Regions from separate parts of the Homo sapiens genome. Here region 1 is linked to region 2. The links are chromatin loops, found by intact Hi-C in ENCODE. Cell type or tissue: IMR-90. All regions are shown on one strand. Each heading gives the region's core, and the rest is flanking DNA. Links, peaks and the distances in the headings are about the cores only.

Region 1 (11,174 bases), core at 1,425-9,424, 83 kb before region 2:
ATTCTATGAAAACCACGAGCACATGCATTCGTTCCCATGTTCTCGGGTGCCTCGCCTATCAGTCAAGGGTCACAAGATCTGCAGGGCAGTTGCTTTCAAAATAAAATGGATGTGAAAACAGCTGAAGCCCAGCGAGCACTTGATAACTGCTTCTTTTGAAGGCAAAATAAGATTATTCTATGAGGTAACAGGCTCCTTCTGGGCTTAAGTAGGCATAGGGTTTACAGTGTAGATTCTTGTGCTATGGTTTTCCCATAAAAGAGGGAAACCTTGAAATCACAGCACTTTTGTGGTAGGGAGGATTTCAAGCAGTGCTTAATAAGGTGTACATGACCATAGCAGAGTGTCCCCCCCCATCTCAGGGAAAAGGCCCCTGAAATTAATCATGAGAATCCTCTCCTGTCCCCAGGGACCTAGATGAACCCTGACTAATGAATATTTAAATCTCACTCTTTGTCTGCTCTCACACTCAAACCCTGATTCATGACTGTATGCTTTCCATTTGGCATGGAACAGAGATCACAAGTCCACAGGGTATAGCTCCATGCCACCTGGGGCTCCTTTAGACATTAGTATTATAGTAATTAATAACGGCATCTTATCATTGCAAGCTTTTATTAGATATTTATCAATGGTTTACATACTTTAGCTCATTACATTCTCCCATCATTCCTATGAGGTGGGCACTTATTGCTCCCATTTTACAGATGAGCAAACTGAAGTTTAGGCAAGGGCAATAGCATGCTCCAAGTAACATAGCTGGTGTGGGTGGGTCCAGGATTTAAACTCAGTCATCTGGATGGCAGCACCCAAACCCTTACCCACGACACTCAGTGGCCTCACAAGGCACCTGGGTGGTGGCATGACTCAATGAACCTGACTCTTTCCGGAAGCTCATTCCTGCACCAGCAGTGGCACTATGGGCATTTCACTTGTCCTCTTGAAGCCTTAGTCTCTTTGCCTAAAATAGGCAGAATAAACTCACAGGACTGAATGAGATGTTGACTCTCAATACATGTTGATTTCCTTCTCTCCGTGGAAATCCATCTGTACAGAAAGCTGAGTGGGACATTTTAATGTCAGTGAGCTTATGGGTCACACAGACCACAAATGCATGCCTGGTTATCTTATATACGGGTGAGAATTGGGTTTACACATCAAAGCATTTGAGCACTGACATTGTTTTAATCAATGACTTCAAGCTCTATTGGATTATAACTCTTCCCAATAGGACTACATGTATTGTGACTTTAAGTGGAGCCCATGAATGTTTTGGTTTCAGGTGGCAGCCTGTGAATGTTTTCCCAGCAAAGTTAATTAAATGTACCCGACGCTCTCCATGCGCCTTCCCTGTCTCTCACACAGTCAGGCTTGCAATTTCATGTGCTCTCCCTTGATCTATTTTTATACCATCACATAATAATTTATCTGCTAAATATATCCATCATGCTGGATTTGCATTTATTTTTTTATTAAGTTGCCTGCCAGCCTCCTATAGTTTAATCGGTGTTTACTCAACTCTCTGAGTACTGGAGAGTGTAGAATTACAAGACGTGGGCCCAAAGCCAGCCTCTGGTAGCTGCTCTGCTCTGTGACTTGGGGCAATCCCTTTCTGTCAATCCAGGTCTCAGTGTGCTCCTTTATAAAATGGGAGCAGGAGCTACACTGAAGAGTTGTTGTGTGGTTTATGGAAGGTAAGATAGTAAATGCAATATAAACAGCAGGGTTTGCCATTAGAAATGGTTCATCTTTGCATGGGTTTATTGAGTATTACAGAGTCCTTAGCTCCATGCATGCAGAGATAGGCAAAACAGGGAGGACAGTAAGCTTAAGGGCTGTGGAAACAGATTGGCCCTGCTTCCAGCTCCTAGCTATGTGACTTTGGACATATGGTTTAACCTTGTTATGCCTCAGTTTACTGTAAAGTGGAAATGATCATTGTACCTATGTCACTGGTCTATATTAGGATTCATTTAGTGGTTCCCAACTGAGGATGATTTTGTCCCCAGGGGACATTTGACAATGTCTGCAAACATTTTTGGTTGTTGCAATTGGGGAAGGGGGGTGGCGCTGCTGGTGTCTGGTGGATAGAGGCCAAGGGTTCTGTTAAACATCCTACAATGCACAGGACAGCTCCCCACAACAAATAATTATCCAGCCCAAAGTGTCAACAGTGTTAAAGTTGAGAAACTCTCATTAACTAATATAATGCGTATACATTCTTGGCATAGTTATTGGCATATAGCAAGTGTCTACCTTGAAGAATAAAGTTGATTGTGTCTGGAGAGAGTAATAGAATGCCTTAATGCCAGCTACAGCAGTAGGATTGGAAACTGGATGCTAATTCCACTCTCAGTCCCCTGCACACCCAGCTCCATCACAGCCTATTCCCTTGTGCTGACTGTGTGCATGCCAGTCTGGCTCATCCATCTGTCAGCTCCTTGGATGAAAGGCATTAGCCTGATTCCTCTTTGAATCCCTTCTGATGTTTAGTGCTGTGACTAAACAGCATAATGGAGAACACACTCCATTATGGTCAGTGAAATCAATAGCTGCCTTAGAGGTGGTTGGCAGTTTGGTTTGAGGAGTGGTAGAGATATATGGATGTAGGAGTCAATTGCTCAGTAAAGCAGGTGGGGCTCTTATAGGAGGCACTGATGAGGGACTGGGATAAAGAAGCGAATCCTCCAAGAACACTTGGCCTAGGCTGGAGGCTGTTCAGGCTCCAAACCATCACAGAGGATGAAGGAGCAAGAGTTTCTTAATCTCTCCCCTGGGAAGACTCCTGGTACTTCTATGGGACAGAGCCAAGGTGAGTGTTCACAGAACCACCAAGGACTGGACTAGGTCTACAAGGCACTACAGAAGTCATCTGGCTCCTATGTTTGTCTTAGGAGAAACCAGTGGTCCAGCTAAAAACTGGTAGAAGCTGGACCAGAGCCTATGGGAACATGTCTTAATGAACATTACATCCTCACAAGCTAGCAGAGAGCTTGATACACCAGAAATGCTTAGTAAGGTGTAAATGCCTCTAGCAGAGTTTCCTCTCCCATCTCAGGGTAATCAACTGTGAGGGTCCCTTCCTTGTCCCATCAGACCTAGATGGACCCTGGTCCATGAATATTTAAATCCCACTGCTTGTCTGGTAGTCTCACAATCAAACCCTAATTCAAGATCTCAAGTCCACAGGGCATAATAGCTTCATGTCACCTGGGTCTCCTTTAGACAAAAGTAGTGATTATAACAGTGGTATTAATAGTGACATAGTTACTGAACTTTATTAGATACTTATTGGTACTTTACACACTTTAGCTGATCACATCCTCCCATCAGTCTTATGAGGTAGGCACTGTTACTGTTCCCATGTTACCGATGAGCAAACGGAAGTTTAGGCACGTTCAATAGCATGCTTCAAATAACACTGCTGGTGTGGGTGGGCCCAGGCTTTAAACTCACAATCACCTGAACGTCAGCACCAAAACCCTTACCCACAACACTTGACGGCCTTACAGGGTACCTGGGCAGCAGCATGACTCAATGACCCTGAAGCTCATTCCCACACCAGCAGTGACACTGTGGGCAATTTACTTACCGTCTTGAAGCCTTAGTCTCCTTGTCTGAAAAATAGGCAGAATAAACTCACAGGACTGAATGAGATGTTGACTCCCAATACATGTTGATTTTCTTTCTTCCACGGAAATCCAATCTGTACAGAGAACTGAGTAGGACATTTCAATGTCATGTCTCCTGATGTCCCCTAATCCAGAGCTCCCCCAGCAGTATGCACAGACACCGTGCCTTGCCCACCCCCAGGAGTCTCTGGGGACAATGAGGCTGAGTCCCTAATTTCTTGGTATCCTCCCCCATTGCGTTAGCAAAGTGCCCAGACCAAAATTAGGCAATAAATCCTTGCTAAATTGCATGCATAATCAGACACAGAAAAAAGGAACACATATACATATGTATATATAGTATTTATACTTGTATATTACAGAGATAGAGGGAAAAGACACCTCATTCTCACGCCTTCAACCATAAGCTCTAGTTCTCCTCTTTTTTTGCTTTTTAGATGAGACACAGAGGGACACTTGGGGGCTGAAAGGAAGGACCTCCCTGCTAGAGCTGCACGGCCAAGCCCTTCCTTGGTGCTTTCTCTGCTATCTCCAGCTCTCTTGCTTTCTCTTCCCTGGGGCCACATCTTCTGATCATGACCAGTCTAGTGGCATTACCATGCTGCTTCATATGTTGTGGCTCAGTGAGTTGTCTGTGGAGAAACTTGACTAATGAATAATGACAGAGTAGAAAGAATGTGAAATGTTGAGTCGGGAAACCAGGATTTGAGCCCCAGTTCCATTATCTCATCAGGGTCCTTTCACTCTCTGAACCTCAGTTTCCTCTCTCATAACATGGAAACAGTGACCCCTCTTCTGCTTATGGAAATCAAATAGGATCATGCCTACTAAAGAGTTTCACATCAAGTGGGACACAGATAAAAGACATTATGAGTGCCACATCCATGAGATGAAAAGTCCTATGAGAGTAGAGACTATGCTTTTTACCTTTTGTATGTCCCTTTGCAGTGCCTACCACTATAGAGGTGGTATGTAGACACCACATCCCCATGTAGTGCCTACATGTTAAAATACGTGCAATGAATTCATAATAGTATGCATATTGATGCATGGAGAAAGATGAACGTGATCACAAACATAGATGCATTTCTCCTTTTCCCCCTCAATTCTATTTTTCTCTTTTTTATTCCCATTTCATTACTTATATTTCATTTTATTTTATGAAAGAGCTAGGAAATAAATAAAGTGAATTAAAACGAATACACAACTACTTGTATGGGGGTTATGGAAGTCATCAAATGTGAATGGGCACACAAATGAAGTCACTGTGATCTGTACACACTTAAGTATTTTTTAAAAGAGCGAAGAGATGGATAGAGACGGGAGGAGGTGGGGGGCATGGCTAGAAGAAGGTAGGTAGGGTTGATGGTAAAGGAGGCTGTGTAATAAGCACGATGATCAAGGTATGCTGAAATACCACCACTGCCAACCGCTGGTCACCAAAGATCAGAGGCAGCTGTAACCACACGCATAGAACACAAGGGGGAGAGGAAGTTCCACCCGGGAACCAGGCAAGGACAAACTTCTCTAGCGCTGTTCCTCTCTCCCATTTTCTGTAGAGTGTAGCTATGGCCAAGGCGGTGCTGATACAGTTTTGTTGAAAGCCTGTCTGTTGATGGTGGGCTTCAGGGACTCTCTGTGCACTTCTCTTTATTTGTGAAGCAGTTGGCTCCAGAGATTGAGTGACAGGGAGAAAGCAAACAGAGATGGCTTCTTTCTTCTATTTTTCCTTCGCAGGGGAAAGAGGGACAGAAGTAGACTAAAAGAGGAGAACACATACAGACAAAAATAGAAAATAAAAATTATTTAGAGGAAAAAACATCCAGTAGAGGATGAATAGGAAAGGAGTGGCGTGGGGTGGAGTTTCACACCTTTGAGGAAGGGAAATGACACGAAATAAAATCAGAAATCCAAGCCTCCTGCTCCTGGGTACTTTCCTTTACCCATCGGAGAGATTTGAGTCAGGCCTGCTTTGTTTATTTAGGAGAGGACTTTTGTTTCTTTAAACAGAAGTACTGGGTTAAAGGCTCCTCAGGATCAGATGGCTGTGGTCAGGCATGGTCCAGAAGCCCCGCTTTAGACCAGTGGGAGGGGTCAGCCCTTACATGACTAAGGGACTATAGGTAGGTGTGCCTCTTTAAAGCAAACAAAATAAGGGAAAATTAAAAGCTACTGATTTTACACTGAAGGGCGAGGACTCAAATTTCAGACTAATTTTTTGGCTATTAAAAAATGATTTGAGGATAAGGAACAGTTTGGAATTCCTCTTGTGAATTTTATTCCATATTGCACACCAGCATTTACTAAATACCTACTGTAAGTTATTTCTGTATGACATCATTATCCTGTTAGATTGGAAAGTGGAGAGAAGCCGGCATGGGAAGTGCCAAGGTAAGCAGTCCATTTCAAGTTGGAAGCGAAGACAGAATATTTCTTTTGGCCGGGTGCAGTGCCCATGCCTGTGGCCACTGCTTTGGGAGGCTGAGGCAGGAGGATCCCTTGAGGCCAGGAGCTCGAGACAAACCTGGGCAACATAGGGAGAGCCCCCATTTCTACAAAAAAGGTTTTAAAAATTAGCTGGATGTGGTGGCACCTTGTAGTCTCAGCTACTCAGGAGGCTGAGGCAGGAGGAGAGCTTGAGTCCAGAAGTTCAAGACCACAGTGAGCTATGACCATGTCACTGCACTCCAGCCTGAGTGACAGTGTGAGACCCTGTCTCAACAAACAAACAAATGAAAACAATTTTTTAAATAGGGTAGCTAAACAGTATTCAGTTCATACCTAAACTCAACTTTCACCTGCACCTGTGGTTTTGTAGGCGATGGAGCTAAGGAGTACTTGGTCAATAGCACCTTAAGTCAGGAGTTTTAAAATCAGGTAACTCAGCCAAGATTCTCTGGGTGCACAGATTCCTCTTGGCCCCCTGCACTGACTCAGGCTCCAGTGAGGTCTTCCCTGGGTGCTGGGGGTAACAATAGACAGGGTTGAGAGGTAGGAGGTGCCTCTCACCTGCCTCAGGAATCAGGCTCAGGGCAGGCCCCAGGTTCCCCAGGATTAGAAGAAGGTTCCCCATTCTTTCATCTCAGAGAGGGAGCCTCAGCATCAGAGCTGAATGAATTCACTCGTGTTCATTTGTTCATGAATTCTTGTATTTCTGAGCATCTCTCATATGCTTCAATCCTGGGGATATGGCTTCTAACAAGCCAGGCAGGGTCTCTGCCCCCAGGTGGAGACTTACATTCTGGTAGGACCAACAGATAGTTCACAAGGAAATGAGATGAATTGCAGAAAATGATTAGTACTGGGTAGAAAAGGAAACTTGTAATGGAATAGTGAGCATGGTGGAGGGTGGAGATAGGGAGACCAGCCAAGATCTCTGTGGGGCCGTGACACAGAAGAAGCCAGCTGCAAGGAACTCTCCAGGCAGAGGAAAATGCAAGTTATGAAACTCCGCAAACCGACCCAGCATACCTGATGCATAGGAGGAACTCCTCATCAGGTCTGGTCCTGGGTGGGTTCCTAGAGCTGCCCTCAATAACCCCGTCAAGGAAGAGAGCCTTTGCAGGCCCCACCCCAGAGATGCTGAGTCAGCAGAGGTGGGGAAGCAGGAATCAGCAGTTTAACAAGTGTTGGGTGATTAGAATTCACCTAGCCCTGCCATCAAACTGCTGGAGCAGATGGTGACATGGGGTTAATGACCAGAATCCCAGATTCAAACTCATTTTATCCCATTAACTGGGAGTTAATGATTTGGTCAAGTCTTGTCAAATTGCAGCAGGAGGAGGAGGCCTCAGGAATGATTGAGCACAAATGAAAAAACAGCACAGAGATGTTCCAAGGTTTCCTGAAGCCACAAAGCAACACGAGTTCACTCTGGGGTTCAGGTCAATCGGCAGCTGGGAGCCCCAGAGGTCCACTCAGTGTGGACTAGTTCTGTAGGTTTTGCCTGGAAAGAAAAAAGAAAACCAGCTATAGACAAAATCTCAGTAAACTACCCATTAAACGTCTGGCTTTGCTTCACATCCTTCCCTGGTATACCTGTCATGACAAATTACTTGCTAAGTGTTCACCAGCTGACTAAATGGGAATACGTGTTGTATGAGGCGTTTATTTATAAACCAACCAACAGCAAAGAGATGCTTTGGTTTTACAATAGTTGATCTTTAACCCTTCTTTATGGGAATGACAAATCAGAGGGAAAAGTTGTATTTTGAGATCACCGAGTTTCAAATTATAATGTCATCTGTTTATTAGCAAAGAATGATTTTTCCCCTTTAATGAGCAGGTGGTGGCCATGGCATGTACCTAGCACATGTTAAGTAGCAAATTAGCATTCGAGCTGAGCTGATTGTAGATCTCAGTTTCCTTAACTCTCCTGCCTGTTACTCTTTGCAGAGGCAGGAGGCTGCACCCTGAGCTTCTAACCCTCCCCAGAAACCAGGCTCAGGACTGGCCTTAGGTTCCCCAGGGTTAGAAGAGGGTCCCCCTCCTTGCGTCTCAGAGTAGCAATTTCAGGGTCATAGAAAGTTAATTAATTCCTGACTTCATTCATAAGTGAATAAATTTGCCACAGCAGAAATATGGGCATGTGGTCTAATAGGGGGTTAAACTGCCTGATTTGCAAATGAGTTTGTCTGAAAAGTTCTTTAATGTCTTGTCATACACTTCACCAAAAAGACCATAATTATACACAATTAGGTCAATGCTTACAAATCTGGGCCAAATTGACCCACTCTAAAACCAATCTCTGTTACCACTAGTGCCAAGCAAATAGGTATTGTAAACCTGATTGAAGAGGGGAATGCTTAACCAACTGAATAACACAAAAGCATTTTTAAGAATGATAGAATATCTGATGCCTTTATGTAAACCATACTGCTAACTGCGAGTGAGTATTATCAATTAAAGAGTGTTTTTAAGAAGATATGTGGAAACGTTTTATTAGCCATCAAGTTGAATTGCTACATGTGATAGAAAATGTTATAGCAGTATTTCTTAAAGAATATTCTATAATTCAGTTCCTGTTCAAGACTGTTGCCATCATGGTCTGTGCTATTGAGGTCTCGTTGAAGCATTTCTATTGAGTTTGTGGACCACACCCTTCAGACTCAGACACACTTGGGTTTGACATTTAAGCCCTCTGCCACTTTTCAGCTGAGGGACCCTGGGCAAGTTAGCTTTTTTCTCTGTACTCAGCTTTCTCATCTGTAAAATGGGCTTGGCAATACCCTCCTCTCAGAGTTACTGATAATGTCCGCCAAATGTCAAGCACAGAGCCAAGTGCCCGGCTGTGAAATGCACCATTAGAGCTATTCTCTTCTAGTCCCCCCTTCCCACCCTAAATCGCCTCACCCTCTTGGAAAGCTTTAGTCAAGAGCTGCTTCAGAAGACCTTGAGAAGACCTTAAGGCCATGGACAGGAAGCAGAGTAGTGTGAGGAGTGTGTTTGACACTGGCCTACAGGAAGGGATGGTGACACTAACAGGTAAACACTGCTCTGGGCAAATGATGTCTTCTAGAGCTATAAATGGTTCTCCAATCACCTGTAAGAGAGTGCCAACATCAAAAACGAATGTTCTCTTCGTAGTCATCAAGAGAAAGTGTCAATTGCTAAGTGTCTAAATTGTACCAGACACTTTATAATCTATATCTCGTTTCATTTGCACAAAAGTTCTGTGAGGCAGGCATTCTAAGCTCCATCATTTTGGAGGTGGGGAAACTGAAGTTCAGAGAAGTTTAGTCACTTCCCCCAAGGTCACAGAGCATCACGTTATGTTTGTAATCCTCAAAACAAACAAATGGCGAAGGGTAGAGGTAAGCAGTCAAAGAGTCTAAATGGGAAAGGAGCAATTAGAGCAACTCTGAGACCCATCTCGGCACACATGAGAAAACATGTCTGGGACACGAACTGAGAGAAAATATGATCCTGTGAAAAGAAGAGGCTTCATGGGGAAAACAGATCTGGGCTGCTGGGGAGGAGGGCGGAACACAGCCTGGGAGAGGGCTGGAGGTGGAAGGAACATGAACAGATATGGAGCAGCATGATTTCCAGCTGGGCAGTGCTAATCCCAGGAACCCATGAGCCATGTTGCTTCTCTCGCTATCCACACCATGGAGCAGGGACTTGTGTGTGTACCTATCTCTCTGCCTCCTCCCCCGCTGATCCTTGAGTTATCAAAGGCAGGACATGTATCTCATTTACTTTTGTTTCCCCAAAACCATACAGTGCCTGGTATAGAGTTAGAGGCCAACATACCTATTAAACAGGTGGATGAGCTGAAGATTAGCAGATTAATCCAGGAAGTCTTCCTGTAGGAGAGGGCCTGGAGCTGGGGAAAAAAAAAAAGGACAACAGAGATGTGGTGTGGTAGAAAAAAAGGCATAGAGATGTTTAATACAAGTGAGGAACTGATGTGTGTGTGTGTGTGTGTGTGTGTGTGTGTGTAATCAGGGACAAAGCATAGAAAGGACTGCTCCTTTCCTAAATTTGGGAAGAAGTGTTCCGGATCTGCTTTAACAACTTGCATTTTGGAGACAAATATGCCTGAGTTCAAGTCCCACCTCTGACACCACTAACTGTAACTTGGACACAGCACTTTACTTTTGTGAGCCCCAGCTTCCTCACCTGTACAATAGGGATAATAACAAGAACATGTACCTGTCAAGATAGTTAAGAGGGATAAGTAAGATGATATGACACCCTCACACAGGTCCTGACACATGGTAGACCTTTGTTAATTTTGGTCCTCCTGCTTTAAAAACCTGTGTCCTATCCTAGGAGTCCAGGACCTCTTGGTTAACGAATATGTGAAGTTTATCAATCTTTGCCATTGTGCTTGCTTGTGATGCTTCTGTTCTCTGAGCTCCCAGGATCAATAAACCACTGATTTAATGCTACAGGTTGCTTCAGAGTGCACCTGGATGTTTTTGTCAGTGGACCTAGTTTAGCAGGGGTCCAGATGGAATGAAAACATATTTCAGAGTAGAGCTAAACCTAGAGGGACGTGCCCTCAGCTGCCTTCTTTTCCAACATTGTCCAAGGAGTATGATTTAAGCCTGGAAAGCCCTGAAGATGAGAGCTTGGCTCATCAAGGTGACTCCATGTGGCTCTGCCCCAGCTTGGCAGTGTGGCTTGGGATGGCCACTCAGACTTTCTGTTCCCTTCCTTCTGATGGGAATTTAGCACCATTGATTCAGTAGGTTCTAGCCATTTGAGCTCTGGCATGGGCCAATAGGGCGAGCCACACTCACCTGCTAGCAGGAGCTGACTGCCAGTGGAGTTTCAGGAAAAAAGAGGTAGGCAGCGGAAAGGCTAATTCTTTGCTCCCACCTATAGTTCCGGCTGTACTTCCATCTGACAAATCCAGGATCAGAATACACACACACACACACACACACACACACACACACACTGCCCAAATGTACTTCCATCTGACAAATCCAGGATCAGAATACACACACACACACACACACACACACACACACACACACACACACACACTGCCCAAATGGAATGGTATGCAGCCAGTCCCACCTGGAGTCC
Region 2 (11,174 bases), core at 1,249-9,248:
AAATACAAACTACCATCAGAGAATACTACAAACACCTCTACACAAATAAACTAGAAAATCTAGAAGAAATGGATAAATTCCTCGACACGTACACTCTCCCAAGACTAAACCAGGAAGAAGTTGAATCTCTGAATAGACCAATAACAGGAGCTGAAATTGTGGCAATAATCAATAGCTTACCAACCAAAAAGAGTCCAGGACCAGATGGATTCACAGCCAAATTCTACCAGAGGTACAAGGAGGAACTGGTACCATTCCTTCTGAAACTATTCCAATCAATAGAAAAAGAGGGAATTCTCCCCAACTCATTTTATGAGGCCAGCATCATCCTGATACCAAAGCCTGGCAGAGACACAACCAAAAAAGAGAATTTTAGACCAATATCCTTGATGAACATCGATGCAAAAATCGTCAATAAAATACTGGCAAACCGAATCCAGCAGCACATCAGAAAGCTTATCCACCATGATCAAGTGGGCTTCATCCCTGGGATGCAAGTCTGGTTCAATATACACAAATCAGTAAATGTAATCCAGCATATAAACAGAACCAAAGACAAAAACCACATGATTATCTCAATAGATGCAGAAAAGGCCTTTGACAAAATTCAACAACCTTCATGCTAAAAACTCTCAATAAATTAGGTATTGATGGGACATATCTCAAAATAATAAGAGCTATCTATGACACACCCACAGCCAATATCATACTAAATGGGCAAAAACTGGAAGCATTCCCTTTGAAAATTGGCACAAGACGGGGATGCCCTCTCTCACCACTCCTATCCAACATAGTGTTGGAAGTTCTGGCCACGGCAATTAGGCAGGAGAAGGAAATAAAGGGTATTCAATTAGGAAAAGAGGAAGTCAAATTGTCCCTATTTGCAGACAACATGATTGTATATCTAGAAAACCCCATCGTCTCAGCCCCAAATCTCCTTAAGCTGATAGGCAACTTCAGCAAAGTCTCAGGATACAAAATCAATGTGCAAAAATCACAAGCATTCTTATACACCAATAACAGACAAACAGCCAAATCATGAGTGAACTCCCATTCACAATTGCTTCAAAGAGAATAAAATACCTAGGAATCCACCTTACAAGGGACGTAAAGGACCTCTTCAAGGAGAACTACAAACCACTGCTCAATGAAATAAAAGAGGATACAAACAAATGGAAGAACATTCCATGCTCATGGGTAGGAAGAATCAATATCGTGAAAATGGCCATACTGCCCAAGGTAATTTATAGATTCAATGCCATCCTCATCAAGCAACCAATGACTTTCTTCACAGAATTGGAAAAAACTACTTTAAAGTTCATATGGAACCAAAAAAGAGCCCACACCACCAAGTCAATCCTAAGCCAAAAGAAAGCTGGAGGCATCACGCTACCTGACTTCAAACTATACTACAAGGCTACAGTAACCAAAACAGCATGGTACTGGTACCAAAACAGAGATATAGATCAATGGAACAGAACAGAGCCCTCAGAAATAACGCTGCATATCTACAACTATCTCATCTTTGACAAACCTGACAGAAACAAGCAATGGGGAAAGGATTCCCTATTTAATAAATGGTGCTGGGAAAACTGGCTAGCCATATGTGGAAAACTGGCTAGCCACATGTAGAAAGCTGAAACTGGATTCCTTCCTTACACCTTATACAAAAATCAATTCAAGATGGATTAAAGACTTAAACGTTAGACCTAAAACCATAAAAACCCTAGAAGAAAACCTCAGCATTACTATTCAGGACATAGGCATGGGCAAGGACTTCATGTCTAAAACACCAAAAGCAATGGCAACAAAAGCCAAAATTGACAAATGGGATCTAATTAAACTAAAGAGCTTCTGCACATCAAAAGAAACTACCATCGGAGTGAACAGGCAACCTACAGAATGGGAGAAAATTTTCACAACCTACTCATCTGACAAAGGGCTAATATCCAGAATCCACAATGAACTCAAACAAATTTACAAGAAAAAAACAAACAACCCCGTCAAAAAGTGGGCGAAGGACCTGAACAGACACTTCTCGAAAGAAGACATTTATGCAGCCAAAACACACATGAAAAAATGCTCACCATCACTGGCCATCAGAGAAATGCAAATCAAAACCACAATGGGATATCATCTTACACCAGTTAGAATGGCAATCATTAAAAAGTCAGGAAACAACAGGTGCTGGAGAGGATGTGGAGAAATAGGAACACTTTTACACTGTTGGTGGGACTGTAAACTAGTTAACCATTGTGGAAGTCAGTGTGGCGATTCCTCAGGGATCTAGAACTAGAAATACCATTTGACCCAGCCATCCCATTACTGGGTATATACCCAAAGGACTATAAATCATGCTGCTATAAAGACACATGCACACGTATGTTTATTGTGGCACTATTCACAATAGCAAAGACTTGGAACCAACCCAAATGTCCAACAATGATAGACTGGATTAAGAAAATGTGGCACATATACACCATGGACTACTATGCAGCCATAAAAAATGATGAGTTCATGTCCTTTGTAGGGACATGGATGAAATTGGAAATCATCATTCTTAGTAAACTATCGCAAGAACAAAAAACCAAACACCGCATATTCTCACTCATAGGTGGGAATTGAACAGTGAGAACATATGGACACAGGAAGGGCAACATCACACTCTGGGGACTGTTGTGGGGTGGGGGGAGGGGGGAGGGATAGCACTGGGAGATATACCTAATGCTAGATGACGAGTTAGTGGGTGCAGTGCAGCAGCATGGCACATGTATACATATGTAACTAACCTGCACATTGTGCACATGTACCCTAAAACTTAAAGTATAATGATAAAAAAAAAATAGCATGCAAAGGAAAAAAAAACAAGAACAAATAAATGCATGCTGTGAGTATGGACTATACAAAGAAAGAGAAGCATATCTCCTTATGCTCCTGCATTCAAAAACTTCTTCCCATTGTAGGAGACAAGAAATGAAGCAGAAGAAGGAGCACAGATTTTGGGGTCAAACTGTCTTTTACTGTAAGCATAACTCAACTACTTTACCATCACGGTGACCTGGACTGGTTACTTAAATTTTCTAAGCCTCAACTTAAAAGTGGTAGCAGTAATGATCTATTTTTCAGAGGTTGTGCAAAAGGATTTAGTAAGGTAATGCATGAAGTACCTAGCACAGGGTCTAGCACATAGCAAGTGTTCAGTAAGTGGAAACTGTTGTGGAGGTTGTCATTATGTTGCCAGGGGGCGGGGACAGGTGATTGAGTGGACTGGGGACTCCCCCGCATTTTTGCAGAAGCTGGCCTTTGGTAGTATTTTTATCAGTCCAAGGCAAAAGGAGCAAAAAACAGGCAATGCAGTGAGCATTTTAGGAAGTGGAGTTTATTCCGTTTAAAGGACAATGCTTTTGTATGAGATTTTTTTCCCTTTGTAACTTTTATTTTACTAAAATGTCACAGTTTTGTGATACGATGGTAATACTAGAATACAAGATTTAATAGTATATTCTCACCTGGCAAAATAAAAGGTGGTGGCCTGGTGCTGGTCCTCAAAAAAATAAAAAATTCTGTACATAAAATTCCAATACCTAGAGATCACTGACTTCCATGACTCTAGTGTTCTCATCTCCAGGAGGTAGAGTGGAGCATTCAGAGAGAGTGCCTGAAGGAGCAGAGGGGACAGAAGAGTCTGTTGGCCTGGACTTTGAGAAGGCTTCCTGAAGCAGCAGGAAGAACTTGAGAAAGACCTTTAAGCATGCTGGGATTTGTATTCGTGGATGAAAGTATGAGGGCATCCTAGGTAGAAGATACAGCATGAGCAAAGGACCAGGAGCAGACATGAATGAGGTGTGATGAGAACTTAAATCGGAGAGTTTGGGTCATGGAGAAGCAAATGAGACCAGAAAGCCACTGGGGTTTCTTAAACAGGGGCTTGTCGTTCTGAAAATGGGGTTAAGTACAGAAGAGACTAAACATTTATTGAGCTACAATTATCTCTAATACTTACTACTACTCTGAAACTATTATCTCCAATTTATATATAAAAATACTGAGGCTTATAGAGATAAAACAAATTGTCAGAGTTCATATAACCAGTAAGTGGGAGAGCCAAGAATGTAGCAGGAGTGTTAAGACAGAAGAAGTTTTGAGAAGAGAGGGTAAAATTTAGGTGGGAAAAGATAGAGCAAATTATAATTTGTGAAATTCTGTGCAGAGCCTTAAGGGCTGAGAGTACGAACTTGAGTGAAAGTTCAAGGATGCATTCCCTCCCTTTGAGAAGGATTTTGAGGTGGTGGGTTCTAGATGCTGTTCTCAGCGCTATCCAATGACCCAAGGGCCCAATAATATTGTCTTAATTTCCTGTGCTGGGGAAAGCTCTTTCCAGCACCATCTGGTGGCATCTACCTGAATTGCTGGTGTAGAACCAAGGAGGAGATGCGTACCCTCTGGTGCAAAGCTTCCCTAAGTGTGGCAAAGAAATAATGTCTTGTTTCTGCCTTTTCTATCACTTCTAAGGATATCTATCTATCTAGTGCCTAGCAAAGTAGATATCTGATACCCATTAGGTTCCTTCTTACCACTATAATGTCTGGGTGTTGGTTCTCAAACTTTATTGTGTGCCAAAATCCCATGTGGAGTTTGTTAATGGTATCCTCCCACCCCTAGGCTCTAATTTAGTAGATCTGGGGTGCATCTATGAAAGCCAGATTTTAATAAGCCCCAGGGGGTTTCAGTGCAATTGGCCCCTGGAGCTCACTTAGGGAAGCTTGACTCCAGAAAGTATGCATCTCTTCATGGGCTATAAGCCAGCGATTCAGATAGATGCCAATAGAGGCTGCTTGGCAAAGCCTTACTAGGTACTTTATTCCTTGTCTCTTGGCCCATTTTTAGAAGAAGGGAGTCTTCACTCTGGGAATGGGAGGATCTTCAATGAGCAGGGACTAATTTTTCCAGCTGACTCTGAATAAAGATCTACAAAAGCTGTCAGCCAGACCCACTCCATCACTAAAATAAAGCAACTATGTGTCTGAATAAGCCCTGGCCTGGCAATATTGGACCTTTCCTTGCTGCTAATTCATTCAATGATATTGGGCAGGACTGTCTTGATTGCTCCGTTCAGTTCCTATGTCTGAAAACTGAAGGGATCAAAGTAAATGAACCTAAGGTGCCCGGGTTCTCTGACACATTTGTTAACCCTCATAATCTCCTTCTGCCTCCCATGAGGCAAGACTCTCCCTTCACCTAGCCTACTTTAGAGGGGCTGCCCATCCTTCCCTCTGCAGGTACCTCTCAGGCTAATGTTCTTTTGTGAGCCCAACATGGGGCCTCACATTCACAGAGCAGATTAAAGAGATTTGGTTTAAGGTCATCCAGTTGGAAAGTGAGAGAAGCTGACCATTTGTGGAGTCTGGATCCAGCTCACCAGCTCTAAGTTTGTTCCCCTTTCTCATTCACTGTGGATGGTGGTAAGGATGTTTTTGAGTGTTTTGAATTTAGTGCCAGGGAAGCTGGGCTGAGTTCATGTATAGCTGAGAGATCATGGGGAAATGGCCACCACATTGCACAAATCCAGGGGCACAATTGACATTGCAACCTATATGAAGGTGCTCCCTGGAGTTGTGTTATGAGGAATCTGAGTGGTTTTATGTGATGTCCCTGGCAGTGCATCATAGTTTTGGTGGTATTTTCTTTTCCTTTCAAGAGGCTATTAATGGTCCCTTTTAGAAACTATCTTTGCATATTACAGAAAGCTAGGTGGATAGCTCTTGAATATAGCAATCCATGGTAGACACAGACAGTATTCATAGAGTCCACTTTAGCTAAGTGTAGAAGCCATCAGCTCAGGAGTTCATGATACTGCATTTAAGTGGGGATCATCTTCCCTATCTTACCCTACATGCAAGAAGTTGGAGATTTCCATAGAAATTCCGGTAAAGTGGAAGATGCTTTTTAGTGTTGCATGGAGCTAGAAGGTCAAGGTCTTCCAGAAAAGTGCAGCCTCCTCTATCCATCTCCCAAATCGTTGATGCCCTTTCACCTACCCAGGACTTGCTGTGACCTGACAAGCAAAACAGCAAGGGTGAAAATCCCCTTATGACAATTCATGCCAGCCTGTCTTGCACAAATTTGAGAGCATTTCCTTAAATTCTGCACCCTGGGTGGCTCACTCACCTCATTCTAGTGCCAACCCTATGACATTTAAATCACCTATTTGGGTGTCAGTCCTGTGTTAGGTATTAGGGTACAGAAATCAAGAAAATATGGCCCTGCCTACAAGGACTTGACATACAGTTGGAGAGGCCATCAGGAAATCCAGTGATTCTGACTTGCCTTGAGATTCACTAGGTGGGAACACAGAAGTTCCAATGGAGCAACAAGTGAGGTACCTGGTCTACCTGGGAGGTTGAGAAGCCTTCCCTGAAAGGATATAGTCCTAGAGCAGAGACTTAAAAGGTGAGGAGGAGTCTGAAGGGGAGGGAGTGAGAACAGCATGGACAAAGTCCCCAAGGCAAGAGAGAGATGAGTTTGGAAAACCACACATTGATTAGTATGACTGAGATGAAAATTGCATGGGCTTCATACTGGGGGGAGGGAGTGGGCAGTGGCCAGAGAGGCAAAGCGTGATGGAGCCTGCATTCCATGCAAAATTATAAGAATTTCTATCCTGAAAACTGTGGGGAGCTGCTGAAGAATTTTGAGCAGGAAAATAACATGATCAGAATTGCATTTTAGAAGTATCACTCTGGTGGAAATGTGGAGATTCAACTGAACAGAGGTGAGAACAGAGACAGAATGAGCAGTTAGACCATGATTGCAAGAGTCCAGGTGAGGGGCACCAAGATGGAAAGGATCCAATCCACTGTCATAACTCCCTTGCGTCACTACTAGGAAGGAAAATTGCCTCCAGCCTTCTCCAGCTCTGGCAGGGAAGTTTCAGTTATCTGGGTGAGGATAAGCTTCTCCAGGAGTCCAAGGTAGGAGAACTTGGGGGACTTTTTCTGCTCCATGATGTAGAATCTCTTGCAGACCCAGGGTCTGCTGTGGTGGGACCAGATAGTGCCTTTCAAGCCTGGGCTGAGTGGAGGAGGGGTGCCTTTGGCCACAGAAAGAAGAGCCCAGAGACCGCCCCTGGGAAATCTTCCTTTCAGGACTGAGCTCCTGCACTTACGGGTGAGAAACACAGAAAGTGCTGGGGGCTGCTTCTGTTTCCCCCAAGTGCCCCCAGCCCCATCCCCATGTTTCTATGGCAATCCCTTTATGTTGCTTTCCTCATTGCTGCTTCTAGATTGTCTCCCAGCACTTCCGGGGGTGCTAGGGAAGGGAGCTAATTACCTTGCTATAAATACCAGCCAGAATGAGCTCCTAGGGCCCCAGACCTGGCTTTTCTTTTTCAGTGCCTCTGCGGTGGGTTGGGCAGTAGAGAGTGGGTAGAGTCTACACAGCAATCCATCGTTATATTCGCTATGTTCTTTCGCCCCCTCATGGGCTCAGCTGTGTTTACTTTCCTTCTATTAACAGGTGGAGTAGGAGCAAGGAAGCAGTGGCATTATGGGGCATCTGTGAAGTGCCAGGTACAGTGCTAGGCTCTGGGAATTGAAGGATGAATCAGAGCCTACCTCTGCTCTGAAGAAACTCACTGTTTAGAGAGAAAGGCAGGTTTGCAGCAAATAGTTGTGATGAGACATGTGACCTGGGGAACAGGGAGGAGCCATAGGTATACCTGGACCTATGCTTCTCTAGGGATGGAGGGTTTTACTGAGAAGATGGCCAGTGTAGCTGAACACTGAGAGCTGGTGAAACGGAGAGGCCAGGAGGAGGGCATTCTGGACAGAAGCTGTAGGGGCCTAAGAGGCACAGAGATGTGAAGATGTCATCAGAGAGTAGAGCTGGCCCTCTATAACTTTAACCCAGGATGTCCTGGAGGAAGGAGGAAGCCTGCAAAGTGCAACTGCAACCTGGTTTTGAGAGTCTTTGAGTGCCATGTTCTGGGGTCGCTGGGAGCCACACAATGCTTTTCGGCTGTGATGTGGCCTGATAAGATGCATGCTTCTTCAGAGAGGCTGGGACGCACTCTCTCTGGGCACTTAGCTTCATTATCTCAAAAAGGCCAGCTTCAGGGGCTGGAGCTCAAAAGGAGGTGATGGCAGTGGGCAAGGAATTTCAATGAGGACGCAATTAACATCTCACAAGCAGGGCAGACATGCAAACACCTCACTGAAGAGTAGAATTATGTGCAAGAGGGAGGGAGGAAAAAAATCCTTCCCCTAATAGCTTTCTGACTTTCATTAATTCTGACAGTGAAGGCTGCATCGTGGCTGTGTTCCATGGTAACCGTTTCCAGGAAGAGCAGCACCGGAGGAGTGCAGGTTCTGAAGACTTTCAATCAGCCCCAAAGCTTAGCCAGACAAAACGTCGTGTTGCTGGCTTCACAGCCTCCGCGGACACCAAAGGGAGAGGGTATGACGTGGGCAAACATTCTCCTAGGTTATTGCAGGAACTGTGATCACAAGGACCATGAGCGCAGCTGCCTCCCGGGGCTCGATCACAGGAGAGGAGCCCAGGGCCAGAGGTCCCTGAACTGCAGACCAGAGCATGTGGCTGCAGGAGAGGAATGAGGCAGAGAAAGCACAGCTACACACAGTGGATTCCTGGCCTCTTTCCCATCTCCCTGAGAAAGACTCATCACGTCTCCACTGTGGCTCTGTGGGTAATACCGGTAGAGAGGAAAGAGGAGGCTCTGGAGCCAGATGGCCTGGATCCGAATCCCAGGTACTCCCTTACTCACAGGACCATCTTGGGCAAATTACATCACTTCTCTGGGGTTCACCTCCTTAGTTATCACCTGCAATATATGGTGTTTTCAGGAGGCTAGATGAGACAGCCCGTGAGAAATGGCCAGCTGCAGAACTGGCCCATGGCAGGTGCTGATCTTGTGTTGCGCTAAGCCACCCACAATAGTACTGCCTGCCCTCTCCTCCCTCCTCCTTCCTTCTTGCTTTTCCAGCCCTGCTTCTGTGCCCTTCCCACTCTTCCTGTCTCACTCTCTGACTATAATACAAGGTTGTTGAAGGTGTGAAGCAAGCAAGTGGCTTTGCTCTGAGCCTCATGGAGTCAGAAAGACCAGCTGGGTTTTGGTGCCCTTAGGGCTCTAGCTCTGCACCAGACAAAATGAATGAGTTTCAGGACAGTGGAAGCACATATTAGGTTGGGCGACCACATGGGAAGACAAATTATGAACAATGAGAGCCCTCAAAGCTCCATTCTTCATAACAACAATTATGTATGGAAGGCCTATTACATTCTGAGGCACTTCTTTAAGCACCTGGGATATACTTTTTTCAGGATGTTGCCTACCAGCAGAGAGAGGCTGGCCATAAACTATATATACAATAAAAGGTAGATATGAAGGTAGAAAGTGATATGAGCTTGGAGAAAGGAAAAACAGTAGAGTGAAGGGAGAGGGGATTGGAAGTGCTAGTGAGTGAAGAGGGCTGTGATTTTAATGGGGTGGGCACACTAGGCCTCATGGAGCCAGCAGTATGTGAGCAAAAGACTTGAAAGAGGGCCAGGCGTGGTGGCTCACAGCTGTAATCCCAGCACTTTGGGAGGCCAAGGCGGGTGGATCACCTGAGGTCAGGTGTTTGAGACCAGCCTGGCCAACATGGTGAAACCCCGTGTCTATTAAAAATACGAAAAAATTAGCCAGGCATGGTGGCAGGCACCTGTAGTCCCAGCTACTCGCAAGGCTGAGGCAGGAGAATGACATGAACCCGGGAGGCGGAGCTTGCAGTGAGCCGAGATCATGCCACTGCACTCCAGCCTGGGCAACAAAGTGAGACTCTGTCTCAAAAAAAAAATAAAAATAAAAAATAATAGCCAGGTGTGGTTGCACACACCTGTAATCCCAGCTACTTGGGAGGCTGAGGCAAGACAATCACTTGAACCTGGGAGGCAGAGGTTGCAGTGAGCTATGATGGCGCCATTGCACTCCAGCCGGAGCGACAGCAAGACTCTGTCTCAAAAAAAAAAAAAAAAAAAAAAAAAGGAAAAAGAAAAAGACTTGAAAGAGGTGAGGATGTCTGGAGGAAGAGCATTCTGAACCAAGATAACAGCCGGTGCAAAGGCTCTAAGGAGGCTGTGTGACTGGGACGGCTGAGGAATAGAAAGAAGGCTGGAGAGGAGGAAGGCAGAGAGTAACAGGGGATATCACATGGTGATGGGGGCTAGATTGGGTGGGCTGTTGTAGCTTCTTCTTCATGTGGTGCCATATGTACTGCAGGGAGTCAGGAAAGGCTAATGGTTTTCAGCTCCTCACTTCCTCCCTTCCCTTCCTCCAATTAACTAGAGCAACTACCTTTATTATCTATTTAATGTGTTGGAATCTGGTGTCAGATATTATTTAGATAAAGCTTTCTGCAACTTAAAAAGTGTTTGAAACCCACTGATTGAGTCTAGTACCAATGGGGAAACTGTGTCTCGGAAAGGGCCAGTGACTTATCCATGGCCACACAGCTAATTTTGTGGAAGAAACTGATCTCAAACCTGGGACATTGGGAAAGGGCTTTTTCTATGATCTGCGTCAGAGCCATGGGAGGTCTTGGGAGTCTGCATCAGAGCTTGTGACACACAGGCCACCTGAGTTTCAATCAGCTGGATGCCCAGACCTTCCACATTTAGGCTCACCGAGCCTATGAAGCTCTGCTCAGGGTGCTGACTTCTCCTCTCTCACAAGCACATGGTCCATTCCCAGAGCAGCTTCTTCCTCACTTTAAAGCCACACTCTGGCCGGGCGCGGTGGCTCACGCCTGTAATCCCAGCACTTTGGGAGACCGAGGTGGGCAGATCACCTGAGGTCAGGAGTTCAAGACCAGCTTGGCCAACATGGTGAAACCCTGTCTCTACTAAAATACAAAAATTAGCCAGGCGTGATGGCAGGTGCCTGTAATCCCAACTACTCAGGGGGCTGAGACAGGAGAATCACTTGAACCCTGGAGATGGTGTTTGTGGTGAGCCGAGATCGCGTCACTGCATTGCAGCCTGGGTGGCTGAGGGAGACTCTGTCTCAAAAAAAAAAAAAAAAAAAAAGAAAGAAAGAAAGAAAAAAGCCACACTCTGATTACTTGGGCCAGCAAGGCACCCACATTTGAAACTTTATAATGCTCAGAGCTACAGTGGCC

What was found. Hi-C counts contacts between places; a loop is a spot of excess contacts. Peaks named below come from ENCODE experiments on the same cell type or tissue, not always from the same donor. Only the 100,000 strongest peaks of a DNase experiment are listed, where the experiment ranks them.
Region 1: a loop joins it to region 2, with 2.8 times the contacts of the local background. A loop is called at or near these places in 3 of 110 quality-filtered maps.

Annotation. Positions count from the first base shown.
Region 1 is chr17:34,157,829-34,169,002 of GRCh38, reverse strand. LOC105371735 (a long non-coding RNA gene) reads right to left here. Exons shown (of 4, transcript NR_188344.1): 2 at 9,888-9,960; 3 at 7,104-7,578; 4 at 3,253-5,391. Among named protein-coding and RNA genes, the nearest start is that of LINC01989, 20 kb to the left of the region's middle. In IMR-90, for the core only: a CTCF peak has its summit at 5,107; no DNase peak of the experiment used is centred there; H3K27me3 peaks cover 1,944 bases.
Region 2 is chr17:34,074,691-34,085,864 of GRCh38, reverse strand. It overlaps LOC107985035 (a long non-coding RNA gene), which reads left to right and starts at 2,883. Exons shown (of 4, transcript XR_001752832.1): 1 at 2,883-3,022; 2 at 3,629-7,568; 3 at 8,296-8,454. It also overlaps a transcript of ASIC2 not described here. In IMR-90, for the core only: a CTCF peak has its summit at 4,389 (motif pointing left); no DNase peak of the experiment used is centred there.